2 separate regions of the Homo sapiens genome follow, and region 2 is linked to region 1. A link is a contact called in ENCODE POLR2A ChIA-PET data. All regions are on one chromosome and are shown on one strand. Each heading gives the region's core, a stretch centred on a gene start or an enhancer-like site at or near the end of the contact. The rest is flanking DNA. Distances are from core to core; before and after follow the strand shown. Region 1 holds the start of NCAN (neurocan). Region 2 holds the start of PPP1R12C (protein phosphatase 1 regulatory subunit 12C).

What was found. ChIA-PET counts read pairs that join two places held with the same protein, here RNA polymerase II (POLR2A).
Region 2: POLR2A ChIA-PET joins it to region 1 with 12 read pairs in RWPE1. The contact joins the promoter of PPP1R12C here to the promoter of NCAN in region 1. POLR2A ChIA-PET finds 5 or more read pairs at or near these places in 2 of 52 experiments (CD8-positive, alpha-beta T cell and RWPE1).

Annotation. Positions count from the first base shown.
Region 1 is chr19:19,208,834-19,216,067 of GRCh38, forward strand. It overlaps NCAN (neurocan), which reads left to right and starts at 3,125. Exons shown (of 15, transcript NM_004386.3): 1 at 3,125-3,231. RefSeq lists enhancers at 2,927-3,221, 4,774-5,274, 5,275-5,775.
Region 2 is chr19:55,114,726-55,121,959 of GRCh38, forward strand. It overlaps PPP1R12C (protein phosphatase 1 regulatory subunit 12C), which reads right to left and starts at 2,912. Exons shown (of 22, transcript NM_017607.4): 1 at 2,498-2,912. The coding sequence starts at 2,818. RefSeq lists enhancers at 1,308-2,143, 1,498-1,547, 1,948-2,027, 2,988-3,267, 6,206-6,295 and silencers at 2,458-2,557, 2,578-2,657, 2,848-2,927.

The DNA.
Region 1 (7,234 bases), core at 1,875-4,374:
CAACCTCCACCTCCTGGGTTCAAGCGATTGTCCTACCTCAGCCTCCTGAGTAGCTGGGATTACAGGTGTGCACCACCCCACCCAGCTAATTTTGAATTTTAGTAGAGACGGGATTTCACCATGTTGGCCAGGCTGGTCTCAAATTCTGACCTCATGATCCATCTGCCTTGGCCTCCCAAAGTGCTGAGATTACAGCCTTGAGCCACCGCGCCCACCCTCCCCCCATTTTATTTTATTCATTTTTGAAATAGGGTCTCACTGTGTCACCCAGACCAGAGTACAGTGATGCAATCTTGACTCACTGCAGCTTTAATCTCCTGGGCTCCAGCGATCCTTCCCCCTCAGCCTCCCGAGTAGCCGGGACCACAGATGTGTGCCACCATGTCCTGCTAACTTTTAAGTTATTTTTTGTAGAGATGGGGGTCTCACTGTGTTGCTCAGGCTGGTCTTGAACTCCTGGGCTCAAGTGATCCTCCTGCCTCTGACTCCCAAAGTGCTGGGATTACAGGCATGAGCCACCGGCACCTGGACTATCCCCATTTCAGATGGGGAAACTGAGACACAGAAAGATGAGATGGCTCACTCAGAGTCACATTGTTACGAATGGCAGGGAGGGGGTTTGAACCCCAGACTTGTGGAGGCTGAGCTACTCGGTTCTCACGCACGTCACGCAGCTGTTCTCAGCGTCTTTCCCAGTGTGAGCCACAGCCAACCCCCCAGCACGCTCCAGCCTCACCGACTAGTCATTGCATGCTGTTTGGGTGCTGCTGACACAGCTGTCACCTGCAGACACTCACATCAGCTGGGATCCTTGACCTCCATCTCTCCTCTGTGACACAGAGTCAAACAGTCAGTGCAGCTTCCCGCTGTATCATCTTGGACCCCAGGGCTACCCCTTGCTCACCTGGGGTCCCCCCTTATCCCTCATTCATTCCTACCCTTTCTTTGATAATCTTTTTTTTTTTTTTTGAGATGGAATCTTGCTCTGACACCCAGGCTGGAGTGCAGTGGCACAGTCTCGGTTCACTGCACGCTCCGCCTCCCAGGTTCAAGTGATTCTCCTGCCTCAGCCTCCTGAGTATCTGGGATTATAGGTGAACACCACCATGCCTGGCTAATTTTTGTATTTTTAGTACAGACAGGGTTTCACCATGTTGGCTGGGCTGGGCTGGTCTCAAACTCCTGACCTTAGGTGATCTGCCTGCTTCAGCCTCCCAAAGTGTTGGGATTACAGGCATGAGCCACGGTGCTTGGCCTCCTTTCTTCTTCTTTTTTCTTTTTTTGATGGAGTCTCACTCTGTTGCCCAGGCTGGAATGCAGTGGCCCAATTTCGGCTCACTGCAACTTGCGCCTCCAGGGTTCAAGCGATTCTCCTGCCTCAGCCTCCCGAGTAGCTGGGATTACAGGCGTCCGCCACCACACCCTAATTTTGATTTATTAGAGATGGGGTTTCACCATGTTGGCTAGGCTGGTCTCGAACTCCTGACCTCAAATGATCTGTCCTCTTGGCCTCCCAAAGCGCTGGGATTATGGGCGTGAGCCACGGCACCTGGCCAAGGCCTCCTTTCTTTGATAACCTTGTGGAAGCTATCTTGTCCCTCATTTGCCTATCCTCCTACCAGATGGACACGCACCCTCAGAGATGCTAAACACACACTCACAGATATAGGACCCAGGGTGGAGCGCTGCGAGCCCATTCTCAGCACAGAAACACCACGACCATAGGAAGGAAGGCAGGGGCAAAGCCTGCCCTCTCTGGGCACATTTCCCTCCTCATGGCTTTTTTTTTTTTTTTTTTTTTTTTGAGACGGAGTCTCACTCTGTCACTCAGGCTGGAGTGCAATGGCATGGTCTCAGCTCACTGCAACCTCTGCCTCCTGGGTTCAAGCGATTCTCCTGCCTCAGCCTCCTGAGCAGCTGGGATTACAGGTGTCTGCCAACACGCCTGGCTAATTTTTGTATTTTTAATAGGGAAAGGGTTTCACCATGTTGGCCAGGCTGGTCTTAAACTCCTGACCTCAGGTGATCCACCCGCCTTGGCCTCCCAAAGTGCTGGGATTACAGGTGTGAGCCACCGAACCCAGCCCTCATTACCATATTTTTAATGGTGGTCAAATACAGATAACATAAAACTCACCATCTTAAAATGTGTAATTCAAGGCCATGCGCGGTGGCTCATGCCTGTAATCCCAGCATTTTGGGATGCTGAGGCGGGCGGATCATTTGAGGCCAGGAGATCGAGACCAGCCTAGCTGACATGGTGAAACCACATCTCTACTAAAAATACAAAAATTAACTGGGTGTGGTGGCAGGTGCCTGTAATCCCAGCTATTCAGGAGGCTGAGGCAGGAGAATCGCTTGAACCTGGGAGGTGGAGGTTGCAGTGAGCCAACATCGTGCCACTGTACTCCAGCCTGGATGACGGAGCAAGACTCCGTCTGAAAAAAAAAAAAAAAGATTGGGGTCTCATGTCTCATGGCAGGGACATGCCTATGCCTCTGCATAAAGCAAAATTATTCATGTGTCAACAGCAGTACCCAGTCCATAGAGTGTGCTACATAAATGCTGATCAGACAAAGGTGAATGAATGAATGATACAATCTGGCTGTAGTTGCTGGAAACAGCTCGGGGGTGTCACACACCTGGACTCCCACCCTGCGTGCCTCTTACCAGCTGTGTGAACAAGGAGTCTCCCCGTCTCGTCCGTGCCTCAGTTTCCTCTCTGTAAATGGGGTAAACCAGTAATTGTAGCCAAAACTGCTTTGAACGTGAGTCCTGGAGAATCAGGCAGGGCGAGGTTCGAATCCCAGCTCTGCCTCTGTGCGTGACCTTGGGAAGCGACTTTGCCTCCTTGGGGCTCAGTTTCCCCACCTGTAAAATGGGACGGCCTCATCCTGGGGCATAATGGGGACGTTTAACGCGGTTCCTGGGGCAAAGAGAATGGGAGGAGAATCGATGCCATCTTCTCCTGGGTGCGGTGAGTGTCCAAAAAATGGGCGGGGTGGGGATTTTAGGCAGGGGAGCCCCCTCCCTCGCGCAGCCAGAGGCCTCGGGCTGGCGGGGGCGCATGCGCAGAGAGCCCTCGCGGCCCCTTTATAAGCACTGAGGCGGCGCTGGGGCCAGCGGAGCGCAGGGCGCAGGGGCTGGACCCGGCGCGGAGCTGGCTGAGTCGGAGCGCAGCGTCCTTTGTGCCCGGCGGCCGCCCCGGGATGCGTCCGAGCTAGGAGCCAGGTGGGGGATCCGTGAGGGGGCCGTGTTGCGGGAGAAGACTTCGGGATTAGAGACAGAGCTCAGGATTAGGGAGAGGACCTGAGACCAGGGAGAAGTCCCCAGAATGGGGAGGGGGCTGAAGCGGGGGAGGGGAGCCCTAGGTTGAGGAGGGAGCGCGAACTGGGAGGGGGCTTGGGAATGCTAGGTGAACAGACATTTGGGGAGGAAGGTTGTCCGCGGAATCCGGAGACTACCCCCCGGTGGGGAGGGGGCCGGGCTGGGGGTGGGTCTCAGGGTTGAGGAGGGAGCAATGGGAAACAGGGCTAGGGGAGGGGCCCCCCGAGTTTGGAGGGAAGAAGAGGACACCCAGATGCCGAATGGGGGACTCTGGAACAGGGCACCCCCGTATCTCAGCCGAGACACCCCAGGATTTTAAGTAGGGATTCCCAATTTGCGGTTGAATGGAGGATTCCGGGCCGGACTGCAGTGGGGAGGGGGCCCCCAGATCACCCTGTGCCCAATGGAAGGGTATCTGCGCTGAGAGCGAACGGCCATGGGGAAGGGGCTCCCTGCCATCTCCCTGTCCTTTTGGGTCAGGTCCGGTCACCACGTTCTGACTCAGGGAGGAGGTCCTGGGGGTCCCCATCCCAACGTGGTTCCCCGTTATTCCCTTAGACCTTGGGTTGAGGTGTTGTCCCTTATCCCAGGGAACACACTGGGTGTCCCAGGTGAATGTTGGGTGGGGGTCCCCTAGACCCCCCAGCTATGGATCCCCAGGACCTGTGAGGGATACCAGCTCAGAGGGGGGGCTGTCCCCCAGCACCTTCACAGCCTCCCACGTCCTTACAGCATGACACAGACCCCTACCCCCACCCCCTTTAGTTCCACCTGTCCATATGGACACATGTGGAAGCGCTGGCTTGGTTTGGGGGCACAGGGGCTGGGAAGTAAGGGGCTGGGAAGTAAGGGCCCTGTCTGGGCAGGAGAGACCCCCATCCCTACGCGTGGGGCTTTGTTCCTCTCAGGCAGCATCAATGAGAAACAGCCAGGCCAGGGAGAGGGTTGGCTCTGGGCCCCAGCGGGGGACGTGGGGGCAGGGCAGGCAGGAAGGGGTGGGTGCACTGTGGGACCCCAGAACCCAGCCGTCGCAATAGCTGATGGACATTCTGAAATCAAGTTCCCCCTCAAGGATATGGGGGTTTTGTGTGTGTGTCCACCCCAGACAGGCAGGGAGGGGGAGTATGCCCAGGGGTTCTAGGGTCCCCTGTGAGTCTGATGTGACTGTGGTTGTGTCTTTGTCAGAAAACTTGTGCCGAGGGCCACATCACCATGTGGCAAAATGATGGGTGTCCATCGGTCACCAAGGCCACAATTATCCATCTCGGTTTGTGCCAGGGGCTGGCATCGCCGTGTGAGTGAGGAGCTATGTCTGATGCTGTTCCGTTCATCAAGGGGTTTATGTGGGGGGGGGGGGGCCCGAGACTGTGGGTGTGTGTCTTTGTGCAGAAGACACGCCGCCTGTCTTGTAAGTGCCCATATTGTCTCTCTTTGTTAATGTCACTGTGAATCTGTGTGAGTGTGTGTTTCCCCAGGGTCTGTGTCTGGGGTGCGTGGCTGTGTGTGTCCCGCTTGTGTATCTGGAGGGGCCAAGGGTTCTTTCCATGCGGTTGGCAGTGTGCACCCTTGGCACGGGGGTGTGGGACGTGGTCTGTGTTCAGAGTTGGGGCGCTAACAGGGAAAGCTTGAGCAGGGGTTGAAATCCCCAAGGGGAAGCCCGGGATGATGACTGAGCCCATCTCCCTTTCTCCTCCACGGAGTTCCACATTCACACCCATGCACACTAATACACCCTGACTCTCAGGTCAGAAACACACACATGTGCGCACAGCCCCCTGCTGAGGGTCACTCAGACTCACACACATCCACAGATCACACTAGGTCCCATGTGCTCCACCCGGTGCACGGAGCTGCTGCAGGCTCACACACACAACATGCACCCACCACATGGCACAACCGCCTTCACACCCTTGCCAGGACACAACACCCCGGACACACACCCAGTCACAAACACTCACAAATGCCCATTGGCAAACTCACCTTCACTCAGTGCTAACGGAGACTTGAGGTGGGGGTGAAGTGAAGGAGGGGACACACACACACTTACACACACACACTCACACACACTCTCTCACACACACACATTCACATGGATCCGAGCTGCCCCTCCTCCAGCACCCCGCAGGCCCCTGCTTGCATATGCATGAGGCTTGTACATTATTCATGAGGGCACGGGCCCCAGACAGCTGTGTAAATGCTCATCTCTGGCCGCCCTGGGGAGGAGGTATTTTAAGAGAAGGGTGTGGGTGTGTGAGGGTGCGAGTGGAAGGGAGTGGGAGGGTGTGTGTGGGGGGTGTGCACCTGAAACTGTGTCTGTCACCATGTTGGGCAACCTCAGTATATTTTTAGCGTATACATGAGGCTTTGTGTCTAAAGAGCTGTTTTTAAATTTAACATTTCTAGGACTTTGCAAGTCTTAGGTCATTTCATCCTCACAGTAGCTGCAGGTGGTACTTGCTGGATAATCTCCATTTTACAGGTGGGGAAACTGAGGCACAGAGAGATTGAAGCAGCTTGTCCCGGATTAGAAGCAGAGCTATCTGGATGTAGTCTGACCTGTTAACGGGGTGTGTGTGTGTGTGTGTGTGTGTGTGTGTGTGTGTGAGAGAGAGAGAGAAAGAGAATTCTCTGGCCTTGTCCTCTCGTAAGGCCCTGCTGGGGGCAGGTGCAACCCGGAGTCCTGTCTCTCTCTAATACCTGGCCAGGCCTGGAACAGCCATGAGGGGACCCCACACTTGCTCAGGGTTCCAAGGGGAAGAAATGAGAACAGCCTGGTGAAGGCAGAGGTTGCTGAGGTTTACAAGTTGGTAGTTGGGAGCACTGGTCCAGGGTCTGGCTTTGACCTCTACCCTGCTGTGCAGCCTGAGGCAAACCTCTAGCCCTCTCTGGTCCCTGAGGCATCGTGTTAGCAGGCAGGAGGCAGGGGTGGACTAGGTGGGCTTTGCCGCTGCGTTGCCGCCTCAGAGTTCAGCACCACGGACAGGTCCCAGGCCGGCCTCCCAGCAGGGGACTCTGGGAGCTGGGAAGGAGAACTGGGGAAAGGGACAGCTGTCACATACAGCCTCCCCTTCTGGACTCCGTTCACACCCCTTCCTCAGGGATAATTTCTTATGGGGGCGGGGAGCAAGGATTGGGTTTGCAGATGATGTTCTAATTTTCCATCTGCGCCCACCTCCTGAGCCCTGGTGACCGGGGTTCGCAGGAGTGGGAGGTTTTGGGGAGGGACCACCTCCCCAGGATTCCTAGTCTCTGGAACAATGTGAAGTCAGGAAATGCACTGCTGTGTCCCAACGACTGGCATGGGCTTTGCTCACAGTAGGCGCTTAATAATTGTCCACTTTATCCCTATGGGTCCTAGCCCCTATAGGGAAATGGACCCACAACTGAAGTTTCTCTGTGGGCCTAAGAAGTATCTTTGTTGAGCTGTGTGAAGTCAGGAGGAGGATGGGTGGGCAGGGGTGAGCCCCTTCCTCCAGCTGGGAGTTGGCGGCTCCTCCAAAATCCCAGAAACCAAGAATAGAATCTTGGTGACAACCAAATCCTGGAATTGAAGCTGCGAATCGTGTCAGCCAGCAAACCCAGATTAAAGGATGGCTTAGAGGCCAGCCTGCTGCCTGGACTGAGGATGCTGGGAGGACTGGGACAGACTGCTGCCCTCTAGGAGCCGCCAGTCTGATGGAGGAGGCTGACTTGAAAAATGGTATTTCAGTCTTGGCTGTGTTAAGGTCGGTAATAATAATAGCAGCAGCTAAAATGTACCCCTTACTGCATGAGACAGTTCTAAGCATTTTATATGTATTGACTCATCCATTCCTTTCAACTACCTGATGTTATCCCCATCTGACCCACAAAGAAAGTAAGGCACAGAGAAGGTAAGCAACTTGCCCAAGATCACACAAAAGGAACA
Region 2 (7,234 bases), core at 1,662-4,161, about 36 Mb after region 1:
CTCCTGGGATACCCCGAAGAGTGAGTTTGCCAAGCAGTCACCCCACAGTTGGAGGAGAATCCACCCAAAAGGCAGCCTGGTAGACAGGGCTGGGGTGGCCTCTCGTGGGGTCCAGGCCAAGTAGGTGGCCTGGGGCCTCTGGGGGATGCAGGGGAAGGGGGATGCAGGGGAACGGGGATGCAGGGGAACGGGGCTCAGTCTGAAGAGCAGAGCCAGGAACCCCTGTAGGGAAGGGGCAGGAGAGCCAGGGGCATGAGATGGTGGACGAGGAAGGGGGACAGGGAAGCCTGAGCGCCTCTCCTGGGCTTGCCAAGGACTCAAACCCAGAAGCCCAGAGCAGGGCCTTAGGGAAGCGGGACCCTGCTCTGGGCGGAGGAATATGTCCCAGATAGCACTGGGGACTCTTTAAGGAAAGAAGGATGGAGAAAGAGAAAGGGAGTAGAGGCGGCCACGACCTGGTGAACACCTAGGACGCACCATTCTCACAAAGGGAGTTTTCCACACGGACACCCCCCTCCTCACCACAGCCCTGCCAGGACGGGGCTGGCTACTGGCCTTATCTCACAGGTAAAACTGACGCACGGAGGAACAATATAAATTGGGGACTAGAAAGGTGAAGAGCCAAAGTTAGAACTCAGGACCAACTTATTCTGATTTTGTTTTTCCAAACTGCTTCTCCTCTTGGGAAGTGTAAGGAAGCTGCAGCACCAGGATCAGTGAAACGCACCAGACGGCCGCGTCAGAGCAGCTCAGGTTCTGGGAGAGGGTAGCGCAGGGTGGCCACTGAGAACCGGGCAGGTCACGCATCCCCCCCTTCCCTCCCACCCCCTGCCAAGCTCTCCCTCCCAGGATCCTCTCTGGCTCCATCGTAAGCAAACCTTAGAGGTTCTGGCAAGGAGAGAGATGGCTCCAGGAAATGGGGGTGTGTCACCAGATAAGGAATCTGCCTAACAGGAGGTGGGGGTTAGACCCAATATCAGGAGACTAGGAAGGAGGAGGCCTAAGGATGGGGCTTTTCTGTCACCAATCCTGTCCCTAGTGGCCCCACTGTGGGGTGGAGGGGACAGATAAAAGTACCCAGAACCAGAGCCACATTAACCGGCCCTGGGAATATAAGGTGGTCCCAGCTCGGGGACACAGGATCCCTGGAGGCAGCAAACATGCTGTCCTGAAGTGGACATAGGGGCCCGGGTTGGAGGAAGAAGACTAGCTGAGCTCTCGGACCCCTGGAAGATGCCATGACAGGGGGCTGGAAGAGCTAGCACAGACTAGAGAGGTAAGGGGGGTAGGGGAGCTGCCCAAATGAAAGGAGTGAGAGGTGACCCGAATCCACAGGAGAACGGGGTGTCCAGGCAAAGAAAGCAAGAGGATGGAGAGGTGGCTAAAGCCAGGGAGACGGGGTACTTTGGGGTTGTCCAGAAAAACGGTGATGATGCAGGCCTACAAGAAGGGGAGGCGGGACGCAAGGGAGACATCCGTCGGAGAAGGCCATCCTAAGAAACGAGAGATGGCACAGGCCCCAGAAGGAGAAGGAAAAGGGAACCCAGCGAGTGAAGACGGCATGGGGTTGGGTGAGGGAGGAGAGATGCCCGGAGAGGACCCAGACACGGGGAGGATCCGCTCAGAGGACATCACGTGGTGCAGCGCCGAGAAGGAAGTGCTCCGGAAAGAGCATCCTTGGGCAGCAACACAGCAGAGAGCAAGGGGAAGAGGGAGTGGAGGAAGACGGAACCTGAAGGAGGCGGCAGGGAAGGATCTGGGCCAGCCGTAGAGGTGACCCAGGCCACAAGCTGCAGACAGAAAGCGGCACAGGCCCAGGGGAGAGAATGCAGGTCAGAGAAAGCAGGACCTGCCTGGGAAGGGGAAACAGTGGGCCAGAGGCGGCGCAGAAGCCAGTAGAGCTCAAAGTGGTCCGGACTCAGGAGAGAGACGGCAGCGTTAGAGGGCAGAGTTCCGGCGGCACAGCAAGGGCACTCGGGGGCGAGAGGAGGGCAGCGCAAAGTGACAATGGCCAGGGCCAGGCAGATAGACCAGACTGAGCTATGGGAGCTGGCTCAGGTTCAGGAGAGGGCAGGGCAGGGAAGGAGACAAAGTCCAGGACCGGCTGGAGGGGCTCAACATCGGAAGAGGGGAAGTCGAGGGAGGGATGGTAAGGAGGACTGCATGGGTCAGCACAGGCTGCCAAAGCCAGGGCCAGTTAAAGCGACTCCAATGCGGAAGAGAGTAGGTCGAAGGGGAATGGTAAGGAGGCCTGGGGCAGAGTGGTCAGCACAGAGTGGCTAAGCCCAGGGCCAGTTGAAGCGGCTCCAATTCGGAAGTGGGGTGGTCGAAGGGGAATGGTAAGGGGGACTGGGACGGGGTGTCAGCATAGGGTGGCAAAGCCCAGGGCCAGGAACGACGGGGCGGATCGAGACTGGCAACGGGGAAGGAGGATGCCCCAGGTGGCGCAGCAGAGGGTGGACCTGGCCCCGGGAGACGCCGGGCGGGGGGCGCTGACCTGGTGCAGGGCGCTGATACCGTCGGCGTTGGTGGAGTCCAGCACGGCGCGGGCGGGCGGCGGCGCGGCGGGGTCGAGCTCGGCGCCGGGGCCAGGGTCGGCGGCGCGCAGCATCAGACGCGCCTCGTCCAGGTCGCCGCCCGCACAGGCCGCCAGGAACTCGGCGGCGCGCTCGAAGCGGACGGTGCGGGCGCGGCGCTCTCCGGGGCCAGGCTCGGCGCCCGCCCGCGCCCCCCACTGCCGCAGCTGCTCCCGTCGCCGCTCCCGGGCAGCCGCCGCCGCCGCCCCCGGGCCAGCCGCCGGGCCATCCTCTCCGGACATCGCACCGCCCGCCCGCCCAGCGAGCGAGCGAGCGCCGAGCCCCAACCGCCGCCACCACCCGCCCGCCCGCCCGCCCCGGGGGCCGCCGGGAACTGCCGCTGGCCCCCCACCGCCCCAAGGATCTCCCGGTCCCCGCCCGGCGTGCTGACGTCACGGCGCTGCCCCAGGGTGTGCTGGGCAGGTCGCGGGGAGCGCTGGGAAATGGAGTCCATTAGCAGAAGTGGCCCTTGGCCACTTCCAGGAGTCGCTGTGCCCCGATGCACACTGGGAAGTCCGCAGCTCCGAGGCGCCCAGTGGAAATCGCCAGATGAGGGCCTCCTCCGGGGAATGCTGGGAAATGGAGTCTACAGGCCGGAGGGGTGCCCCACGGCATACTAGGAAGTGTGTAGCACCGGGTAAAGGGGATGAATAGCAGACTGCCCCGGGGCAGTTAGGAATTCGACTGGACAGCCGCGTGGGAGGGAGTGCGGGGAGAGGCAGAGTTGTTTTGTTATTGTTGTTTTATTTTGTTTTCTTTGTTTTGAGACGGAGTCTCGCTCTGTCGCCACGCTGGAGTTCAGTGGCGCGATATCGGCTCGCTGCAACCTCCGCTTCCCAGGTTCAAGCAATTCTGGCTCAGTCCCCAGAGTAGCTGGGATAACAGGCGCGCGCCACCCCGCCCTGCTAATTTTTATATTTTTAGTAGAGACGGGATTTCACCATGTTGGCCATGATGGTCTTGATCTCTTGACCTCATGATCCGCCCGCCTCGGCCTGTAATCCTGCTGGGATGACGAGCGTAAGCCACCATGCCCAGCTGGGTTTTATTTATTTTGGTTTTTTTCCTGACCCCTTAACTAGAAATAAGCTCCACGAGAGCGGGATCTTTTGTCTTCTGTGCACTACTTGTCCTCGGTTCTTAGAACAGAACCTGAGAGAACCTGATCGCAAATATTTTTGGAATGAATGAATGAATGGGTTCACCAGGGCACCATGGGAAACTGAGTCCGCAACCTAGAAGCCATGAAAGACAGTCCACTTCCAAGCTTCCCTGGGTGACCTCGCAGGGCATGCTGGGAAATGAAATTTGCGGTGAAAAGGTCAGGACCACGATCCTAGGGCACGCTGGGAAATGTAGCCCACAGGGCCACACCCCTAAAAGCACAGTGGGGTGCAAGGCAGGGCCCCAAGGCATTTAGGGCTCGGGGCAAGAGAAATCCACACTCCACTCCCTAATGGTAATCCCTGAGCCACACCGAGTAAAGGAACCCAAGACACAGTGTCCACAGGGACAGGGCTCTCAGAGCTTTCACTGGCCCGCGCTTCTCCTGCGCCCACCCGGACCTCCTGGGAACCGCCCAGGCCCTCGCGCGCTCTCAAGGCATGCTGGGATTGGTGGTCCCGGGCAAGGAGTTCCAGCAGGTGGGGGGCGAATCACCTTTCAGCGGGCCCAAGCGATGAGCACACCTTGATCTTCACCTTACGGATCCCGCGCCCAACTCAAGATTGGGAAGGTGGCTGGCACTTTGTGACAGGAAGAGTCCCATAAAAATCATACAGAAAAGGGCCAAAATCGGGACAGAGACTACAGACTGTTTCCCAAGCGCTGTGGGAGTTTCCCACCCACTCTGAAGTCCTTGGGTTTGCGCGGAGACGTAAACTGCGCATCCCACGAGGCCTGTTTCTTTCCCTCTCTCTTTCTCTTTTGTTGTTGTTGTTGCTGCTGCTGTTACGAAAATTTTTGTGGTTTTATTGTATCATGAGGCATTGAAACATCCGGCGACTCAATGTCTAGGCGGTGAGGCAGCCGCTTTCTCCTTCACTTTCTTTGGGTTAAGTAGAGCAACTTGTCAGTAGTTTTGTTTTTTTTTGTTGTTGTTGTTGTTTTTGAGACGGAGGCTTGCTCTGTCGCCCAGGCTGGAGTGCAGTGGCGCGATGTCGGCTCACTGCAAGCTCTGCCTCCCGGGTTCAAGCGATTCTCCTGCCTCAGCCTCCTGAGTAGCTGGGACTACAGGCGTGCTCCACCACGCCCGGCTAATTTTTGTTTTTTAGTAGAGACGGGGTTTCACCATGTTGGCCAGGCTGGTCTCGAATTCCTGACCTCGTGATCCGACTGCCTCGGCCTCCCAAAATGCTGGGATTACAGGCGTGAGCCGCCGCGACCGGCCAGATTTTTTTTTTTTTTAAAGGACAACCTTTTGCATTACTTAAGTCTTTCCAAGGCATGCGCTGGTACAACACAAACTTTTCCCATTACATGCAGCTAGTCTAGTGTCCAGACGTCATGCACAACACCTCCGTGGCATCAGCGCACTGCGCCCACTCCCACTGCGACCCTGCTCATTTGTGCATCATATCTGGAGGAGTGGCAATAGTTCTGGAAAGAGGAGGGAAGAGGAGGCAGCGTGAGGGCCCGGTGGAGAGGAGGTCAGCTGAAGTTGTGCAGAGCAAGCCTGCATATCATTGGTGCAAACCCAAGCATCATTGCATCGCTGATGTTTTGTTTTGTTTGGTTTTGTTTTGTTTTTGAGACGGAGTCTCACTGTGTCGCCCAGGCTGGAGTGCAGTGATGTGATCTCGGCTCACTGCAACCTCCGCCTCCCAGGTTCAAGTGATTCTCCTACCTCAGCCTCCCAAGTAGCTGGGATTACAGGCGTGCTCCACGCCTGGCTAATTTTTGTATTTTTAGTAGAGACAAGGTTTCACCATGTTGGCCAGGCTGGTCTCGATCTCCTGACCTCAAGTGATCCACCCGCCTCAGCTTCCCAAAGTGCTGGGATTACAGGCATGAGCCACCACACCCAGCTGATGTTCTTTAGTAGGAATATCTGGTGGAACCCCAAGATGGGGTCTTCATCCGCCACGAAGCCTGTTTCTATAGAAAGGGATAGTTCTGGTGGCTCTTAGGTGTGGTCCCTGAACCCCACACTTTCCACATACTTACACACCAACCTCCTTCCCCCAGGAAAACAAGAAGTCGGTCTTCAGGGTGTTACCGTGTAGCTCTGGTTCTGTATGTATTCTGTGCCTTTATGTATAATTGTGTGTATTTGCAATCATGTCTGTGGCTGGATGTATGTTGTTTATGAGTTTGTGTTTATGGTTTGTTTTTGTTTGTTTGTTTGTTTGTTTTGAGATGGAGTTTCACTCTTGTCATCGCCCAGGCTGGATTGCACTGGCGCAATCAAAAAAGAGTAAAATAACAGAAATCAGAATGGGCTTATAATACTCTTACCCCTCTCCACACAGGACAGAAGAGTCAATTTTATACTTTTGTGGATGTTCTAACTTCACCTGCTTATCTGAACCATCTTTATGGTGCAGACTAATATCTATTTTTCTGCTGTTACAGAAGAAGTGGGAACATTTTCTTCTTATCTTTCTGAGGTTATTTACACCAGTGAGGAGGGCCTGCAGTTCCAAGGTTAAGCACCAACATTCCACTGTTACCATTGAGAGCAAAGAGCAGACCCTAGAAGTGAAAACAAAACCTTTACCACAGGAAGACAAGAGCAAAAGATGATGTTCTTGAGTGGCATATGAAGATGCTCACAGCCAACATCACATGCCTATCAGATATTTTATGTACATCATCTCATCAACTCCAGGAGGCAGAGACTAAGAGACTAGCCCCAGTCACAGAGCTAGAAATTGGCCAAGACAAGGTTCAATCTGAGGACTGTCAAATCCAGAACTGGAATTTCTTTTTTTTTTTTTTTTTTTTGAGATGGAGTCTCGCTCTGTCACCCAGGCTGGAGTGCAGCGGCATGATCTCAGCTCACTGCAACCTCCACCTCTTGGGTTCAAGCGATTCTCTTGGGACTACAGGTGCACGCCACCACGCCTGGCTAATTCTTGTATTTTTAGTAGAGACGGGGTTTCACCATGTTGGCCAGGATAGTCTCAAACTCCTGACCTCATGATCTGCCCGCCTTGGCCTCCCAAAGTGCTGGGATTACAGGCATGAGCCACTGCACCTGGCCTTAGAAGCCTCAGTTCCTGATGGCAGTTGGGATCTGCCTTTCCTTCCCTGGACTGCCTACCTCTTGTCTTTTAGGTTACATATGAGAAAACAAACCTCCAATTCACCAAAACTATTGTTATTTGGGGAGCTGTCTCTTACTATCAGCCAAACATAACTCCTCAATGACACTGTTAGTTTAGCACTGCCATTATAATCAGGAGGGATCTGGGTCCAGCTGCGGGAACATGAAGAGGCACTAGTGGGATGACCACAGCCAGCCCCTGTTGATTCACCAGGAGACTGCAGATGCATGAGCAAGTCCAGCCAAGATCAGCCAGACAAGAACTCCCAGCGGAGCCCAGCCCAATTTGCCAACTCTCAAACTATAATTTTTTTTTTTTTTTTTGAGACGGAGTCTCGCTCTGTCTCCCAGGCTGGAGTGCAGTGGCGCGATCTCCCCTCACTGCAAGTTC